Regions from separate parts of the Homo sapiens genome. Here all the other regions are linked to region 2. Evidence: read pairs that join two places in POLR2A ChIA-PET (ENCODE). Cell type or tissue: Panc1. All regions are shown on one strand.

Region 1 (2,500 bases), 290 kb before region 2:
CTATGTGTCCCCATCCAAATCTCATGTCGAATTGTAATTCCCAGTGTTGGAGGAGGGACCTGCTGGGAGGTGACTGGATCATGGGGGCGGACATCCTCCTTGCTGTTCTCTGGACAGAGTTCTCAGGACAGCTGGTTGTTTGAAAGTGTCTAGCACTTCCCCCTTGCTCTCTTGTGCTCCTGCTATGACCATGTGAAGATTGTGCCTGCTTCCCCTTCGCCTTCTGCCATGATTGTACGTTTCCCCAGGGCTCCCCAGAAGCAGAAGCCTGTACAGCCTGCAGAACCATGAGCTGATTAATCCTCTTTTCTTAATAAATTATTTAGTCTCAGCTATGTCTTGATAATAGTGTGAGAACAAGCTAATACACCTGTCCACATCTTGATCTCAGACTTCCAGCTTCCAGGACTAAGAGAAATAAATTTCTGGTTGGGTGCGATGGCTCATGCCTCAGCACTTTCGGAGGCTGAGGTGGGCGGATCGCTTGATCTCAGGAGTTCGAGACCAGCCTGGGCCACATGTTGAAACCCCAAAAGAAAAGAAAAAGTGAAAAAAAGTGAAATAAATTTCCATTGTTTAAGCCACTCAGCCTGGGGTACTTTGTTATGGCAGCCCTAGCAAACTCCTAATATTGATTACTTAGGAGTGAAATTTACTTAAGACTTTCTCTCTTTTTTCTTGATCAGTCTTGCCAAGGGTTTATCATTAATGTCTCTTCAAAGAACCAGAAACAGGCCAGGTGCGGTGGCTCATGCCTGTAATTCCAGCCCTTTGGGAGGCCGAGGTGGGCGGATCACCTGAGGTCAGGAGTTCGAGACCAGCCTGGCCAATATGGTGAAACCCTGTCTCTACTAAAAATATAAAAATTAGCCCGGAGTAGTGGCAGATGCCTGTAATCCCAGCTACTTGGGAGACTGAGGCATGAGAATCACTTGAACCTGGGAAATGGAGGTTGCAGTGAGATAAGATCACACCACTGCACTCTAGCCTGAGCAGCAGAGTGAGATTCTGTCTCAAAAAACAAAAAACAAAAAACAAAAAAAACAGAAATAATAATAATACAGATAACATGTTCATCCTCTATTTTTATGCTTATTTTCTACTTCATTAATTTCTGCTTTTATCTGTATTATTTTCTCCTTCAGCTTTCTTTGGATTTAATTTGCTGTTTGCTTACTAATTTCTTAAGCTGAAAGCTTAGGTTGTTGACTTTCCAGCCCTTCCTCTTTTCTTTCCTTTTTTTTTTTTTTTTTTTTTTGAGACAGGGTTTCACTCTGTTGCCTGTGCTGGAGTGTAGTGGTGTGATCTCAGCTCATTGCAGCCTCGACCTCGCAGGTTCAGGTGATCCTCCCACCTTAGCCTCCCAAGTAGCTGGGACTACAGGCACGAGCCACCATGCTTAGCTAATTTTTTGTATTTTTGGTAGAGACAGGGTTTTGCCGTGTTGTCCAGGCTGGTCTTGAACTCCTGGGCTCAAGTGATCCTCCCTTCTAGGCTTCCCAAAGTGCTGGGATTACAGGTGTGAGCCACTGTGCCTGGCTGACTTCCTCTTTTCTTTTCTTTTTTCTGTTCTCTCTCTCTTTTTTTTGTTTTTGAGACAGAGTCTCACTGTCCCCCAGGCTCCAGTGCAGTGACACCATCTTGGCTCACTGCAACCTCTGCCTCCCAGATTCAAGCGATTCTCCCGCCTCAGCCTCCTGAGTAGCTGGGATTACAGGTGCACACCACCATGCTTGGCTAATTTTTGTATTTTTAGTGGAGACGGGGTTTCACCATGTTGGCCAAGCTGGTCTTGAACTCCCGGCCTCAAGTGATCCGCCCGCCTCAGCCTCCCAAAGTGCTGGGATTACAGGCGTGAGCCTCCACACCCAGCCTCTTTTCTAATATAAGCATTCCAAGTTGAGTTTCCGCTAAACAAGACTTTAGATGTATCCTACACATTTTGATACATAGAATTTTCATTATCATTGAGTTAAACATTTCAGCAAGACAAACAAGTGAAAAATAAAATTGAGAGGTAGCATTGTGGGCCTGGGGCTTAGCTACATTTAGAAACATGGATTTGGATATTAAGAGATGGATTTTGGTCAAGGGAAACAGACATTATTTTCAGGTTCCACTCTGCTGCTAACCATTGTAGGTGGAACAGGGCAAACTGAGAGGGTCCCTCGACTCGCTAACTTCCATTTAAACACTCTCTGTACCCCGTTCTCTCCTGCCTTGGCCTCTTTCTGCTCTTAGACTTGTATAACCAATCACTCACTTGTTTTCTTCACTTAGATTTTTTTGTTGTTGTTTTTTTGTTTTGTTTTGTTTTGAGACTACGTTTCACTCCTGTTGCCCAGCCTGGAGTGCAATGGCACGATCTCAGCTCACCACAACCTCCGCCTCCCAGGTTCAAGCAATTCTCCTGCCTCAGCCTCCCAAGTAGCTGGGATTACAGGCATGTACCACCACACCTGGCTAATTTTGTATTTTTATTAGAGATGGGGTTTCTCCA
Region 2 (2,500 bases):
ATGGAGTTTGTCATATTCCTAAATCAGTTTCCTTTTATAAATTTTGCCTTTAAATGTAGTTACCTTATTATCTTCCTTGGTTATGGAAGTACTTAATGTAGGTGATTCTTAAATGGAACTGAAAAGACCATTTATCACCCTGAATAAACAGAAATCAGGTTCTAGAACCAGATTGAAAGGAGGAAATTACATCACACTCTTAAATAAGGAAGCACTGGGCAGAACTGGATGAGTTGTATGACAAAAATGTGCCCCTCCTCCTCCCATGGATGGCTTCTGAGATTTATTAATGAGATCTGGTGGCCAGGTAAGCATATCTAGGTTACTGCCTTAAGGTAGCCTGCATTTTTCTTTTTTTTTTTTTTTTAAGCAGTTTCAAAGAGACTGTCCTCAAGCTAAAGGCATATGATTTCACCTTAATGAAGAAGGTGCAGTGTGCTTTTGGTGTAACTTTTTTAGAAAAATGAAAGTCACCTTAAATTCAGCAGCAAAAACACAGTCTAGAAGGAATAGTGTTTTAAGAGAAGGCAAAACACTGTTTTAAGAAAGTACCCCCCCAATTGCTTCAAGTAAATATACTGTAACAGAAACCAGTTTAGAAAGCTACACTGTTAACCACTGAAGCTTATAATTTTTACTCAGTCTACAAACTGTCTTCTTTGAATTCTGGAAATGAATTTCATAAAAATTCCTTCCTGTTACATATCCTAAGGTTGTTACATTATTATTGGGCAGTCGCCTCACTCCAGCACGCATTAACTTTATCCTTTATAAATCTGCTTCTCCCCTGAGCTCTTCACTGACTCACAGTGTATGTGAATCTTTCATGTCATTACTTTTTAAAAATGAGATGGATATTTTCTCAGTATCCATTTAATAAATAATAGACATGAATGATGCCAAGATCTACAGGGGGAAAGCATAAATCAGACATCAGTTCTGTCCTAGATGATTTGAAGAGTGGAAGGGGAATTGGGGCCCAGCACAAAATAACACAAGAACAGAGCACCGCTGCTCCAGTGTTTCATGAAAGGGAGCGGCTTCATGGAGAAGGCAGGGTAGAGCTGACCTTAAAGGATGAATCGAATTGTAACAGAGATTTGGGGAAAATAGAAGCGCGCTTGAAAATATAGATTAGGTTTATATTGTGGAGGCCCTAAATTGCCAGGCTGAGGAGGTTTTATTTAGGAGCCTTTGAAGGTTTTTTGAGCAGCAGCAAATCTTAGCTTGAGCTGTTGTTAAGGAATATTGACTTGGTACTAGTGTTGTAGAATAGGTTGCATATTGCCAGACCCCAGGAAGAATGATGCCTGTCAATGGAAGGGTAAGATTTGAGAAACCATGTAAAAGTAGTCTGTGGAACTTGGCAATTGAATGTACATGGCCTCAGGTTAAAAATGGTGCCTTGAGAAGTGTGATCCTCTTAGACCCTGAACTGGTTTGGGGAGTGGGGAATGGAGTATGAAGTGAAAGGAGGAGTTTGGTTTGTAGAGTTTGAGATGCCAGAGGGCCATCCAAGTGGAAAGATAATCACCAGACAATAGGAAATGCAAAGTTGAAGCTTGAGCCAGGCTGGAGTCATTGATTCAGGAGCTGTCTATGAGTTGAAGCTATACAAGTGGATTAATAAAAGGATAACCTCAAGAAGCAAATGATTTTAGGGCTTCTTTTTTCGTTGAATTTAGAAAAGAATCAAGTTAACAGGAAAAGGTGGTTCACATCTGAAATTTGGTATTTAACTGCATTTTAGACCCACTAAAAAAGCTAAAAATAGTTGATGAAGTTTGGAGAAGTTATGCTGAAGGTTATTTGGGTCCCCGTCTAAACCATGCTGTCTGGATTCACATTCGCTTTCCTATTCTTGGATTCCATAACATAATCCCATCTTGTACTTTTTAGATACTGATTTCCCCACATAGGTACATTTTTGCAATTGTTTTCCTCTAATGAGTTGTAAGACAGATAAAATGTGAAAAATTGGCATTAAACATCACTTGGGAAGAGTTTGTTTCTTTTTAGCTTGAGGTTGGTAAAATGGATTTATTTACTCCGCGCCCCCCCCCCCCCCGCCCCCCGCTTCCATTTGTGCTGAATACTAGAAGGTTTTTAGAGAGAGAGAAAGTTTCAGGTGGTTTCATACCCTCAGTTTACAATCTGAGAAACATTTTTTTTAAAAGCTTCCTTCCAAACCTATAGCACATTGCCCTTTTTGAGTCTACAGTTTGAAGTTATTTTCCAAAAGAAGAGAACATGGCAGTTATATTGCCCCCCTCGTCTCCCATGCTAGCAAGTAGGAAGTTCGGACAGTTTCATAACATGGCCCATTCACAATTCCCCATTGAAATTTAGAGGCAGGTCACCTTCTATGAATACACAAAGACACTATTGTGGTCAGAAGTGAGCTGGCTTAGTGAACACAATTCTTTTTATACTAAAAAAATTTTTTTCTTAAGAAAGCTAACAAGTAGGTGATGGAAACAATGAATAAAAAATAACTTTT
Region 3 (2,500 bases), 460 kb before region 2:
CATTTTCTCACCAACACTAAACATAACTATATATTCACTGTGTGTAAGTAAAATTTATAATCATGCAACAAAGATTTCACCTCCGCCTGGACAGTTTTATTCCCTGAGATACGGGTGGCTTTTAGACGTTTGGATTAAGCTCTTTATGTATTCAAGAGAGTACATGTTTGTTTGCTTATTTATTTATGCACACCCACATCTCCTTCAGCAAAGAATTCAAGGCTCCCAGTGGCTTCATAGTTTTTCATCTCTGGTCTATAAATATCACTATTTGTTAACTGTTGAGTATTAATTATTTGTGTTTTCTAACCCTAGTCTGATGCCTGACACATGGTAGAGAGATACTAAATGGTTGTTGAATGATTGAATAGATAAATCAAGTTCAAGTTCATATCACACTTGATCATCCAGAAATTGATGTTAGGAAGTTGGCATAGCAGAATATGCAGATAACCCTATTCTAAGGATCATTTTCATTTCTCTTTTATTCTAAAAAATTAAGTCCATAGAATTTTTGTCAGATTTTTTGTTTGTTCATTATAAATGGCCTTCACTAAAGTATCTGGACCTGGATTAGCTTTGCAGTGCTTATGACTTGAATGTGGAATATTTCTCAGCTCCCAAATAAGGCATTGCCGGGAGGCCCTTTCATAAGTTTTCCCTAAGCATGTGAGAGGAGCCTTCTGACATTCATTCCATACCCACACCCTTTACTTAAATGTTTCTATCCAGATGAGTCAACATTAAATGGTTAGTGTTTGCTGGCTTGGGTTAAGGTAAGATGTTGGGTTTTCTTGTCGTTCAGGATTTTTTATTTGTTGTTGGAAAGTCTAATGGGTAAAGCTGATAGGCTCTATGATTTCTTATTATGGAAATCCAATAAATTTCAGAACAGCACATCATATAAATCAGCCTTGACAGGCACTGTTGCCAGTGTTTTATTTATGTAATAACAGGATATTGAAGTCAACAGAAAGTTGTGCTGTTAATCATAGCATTAGTGAGGATGCAGAAAAAGATCACGCAGTTGAGGTTTTCTGGTATAACCAAGACCTTTTCAGCTGATTATTAGCATAATAATATATAATTTTCAACTTTTATTTTTTGAAAATTTTTTAGTTTTAGAAACATTTTGAGCTATTGTTTTGAAAATTAAGTGTTTAGGTGTTCACCTGTGTGGCTTCCTTTGGGCTAAGAAATTCATAAATTCCCTTCTAAAGTTCCATGTAACAACATTTTAACACAAATTGCGTGATTTAATTTTTGTCTTTTTTTTTTTTTTTTTTTTTTTTTTGCAACAGAATCTCACTCTGTTGCCCAGGCTCGAGTGCAGTGCCACCATCTTGGCTCACTGCAAGCTCCAACTCCTGGGTTCACGCCATTCTCCTGCCTCAGCCTCCCAAGTAGCTGGGACTACAGGCACCTGCCACCACGCCCGGCTAATTTTTTTTTGTATTTTTAGTAGACGGGGTTTCACCATGTTAGCCAGGATGGTCTTGATCTCCTAACCTCGTGATCCACCCGCCTCAGCCTCCCAAAGTGCTGGGATTACAGGCATGAACCACCACACCCAGCCTATTTTTTGTCTTGTTTGAATGAAATGGCTTTTAAAATTTAGTACTTTGTTTCTTTTTAGATAATATGTAGCTTTATTTAAAGTCAAACTTTATACCCCACTTTCTTCTTTTCCCTAAACATGAGAGAGAGCATTACCTAAACTTCTCTGGGGTGGATGGGGAGATAAAAGGCCACTTTTACAATCCAATTAGGTTCTTTATTTTTATTTTTATTGAGCAGCCCTAGGCAACCTCTCATCTGCTTTTTGTCTCTATAGATATGCCTATTCTGGACATTGCATATAAATGGCATCATATAATAAGTGGCCTTTTGTGACTGCTTTCTTTTACTGAGGGGGTACTGTTTTCAGGCATCATCCGTGTGGTGGTATTAGCCATTTTTATATATTACCATTTTATTTATCCTCCTGGTCTGCTTCGCCTGTCATTTAAAATGTGGCACCTGCACTAAGCAACACTCCTCAGGTCTGACCAACATAAGGTGACCCAGGGATACCCCTCAGTTATCCTAAAAGCTCATCTGCTCAGTGCAGTCTCAGCTTATAAGAATGTCTGCTCATCACATTCTTTTTAGTCCTGTGTTGTAATCTTGTTATGTTTCATTTTTCCTTGTATATGTGCTTTTGATAAGCCATTTCTTTCCCACCCTGAGCTTTTCCACTGAATTTTGAGCCAGTCATAGGACCTTAAGTTCATCACTATTAATTTTATTTTTTAAGGTATCAACTATTGGTCAGCTTCCTGATTATAAAATTGAAATGTATTTGTGGTTTGAGTATTTATATGCTAGGCAAAAGTTTAAGTGCTTTTTATGAATGAATTCATTTAATCTTCATAACAATTCTATGAGGCAAGTGTGGTTATCATCTAAAAATTAATAAGCACACTTATTTATATACACAATATTTATATACATAACTATT

What was found. ChIA-PET counts read pairs that join two places held together with the same protein. Peaks named below come from ENCODE experiments on the same cell type or tissue, not always from the same donor. Only the 100,000 strongest peaks of a DNase experiment are listed, where the experiment ranks them.
Region 1: POLR2A ChIA-PET joins it to region 2 with 10 read pairs; 22 of 35 experiments call an interaction of 5 or more read pairs at or near these places.
Region 3: POLR2A ChIA-PET joins it to region 2 with 11 read pairs; 2 of 35 experiments call an interaction of 5 or more read pairs at or near these places.

The regions. Positions count from the first base shown.
Region 1 is chr1:8,305,477-8,307,976 of GRCh38, reverse strand. No RefSeq gene overlaps it. Among named protein-coding and RNA genes, the nearest start is that of SLC45A1, 11 kb to the left of the region's middle. RefSeq lists a silencer at 102-302. In Panc1, no CTCF peak of the experiment used is centred here; no DNase peak of the experiment used is centred here; H3K27ac peaks cover 2,500 bases.
Region 2 is chr1:8,017,942-8,020,441 of GRCh38, reverse strand. All of the region lies in intron 1 of ERRFI1 (ERBB receptor feedback inhibitor 1), which reads left to right. Among named protein-coding and RNA genes, the nearest start is that of ERRFI1, 7.1 kb to the left of the region's middle. In Panc1, no CTCF peak of the experiment used is centred here; no DNase peak of the experiment used is centred here; H3K4me3 peaks cover 2,399 bases; H3K27ac peaks cover 2,500 bases.
Region 3 is chr1:8,481,476-8,483,975 of GRCh38, reverse strand. All of the region lies in intron 10 of RERE (arginine-glutamic acid dipeptide repeats), which reads left to right. Among named protein-coding and RNA genes, the nearest start is that of SNORD128, 12 kb to the left of the region's middle. In Panc1, no CTCF peak of the experiment used is centred here; no DNase peak of the experiment used is centred here.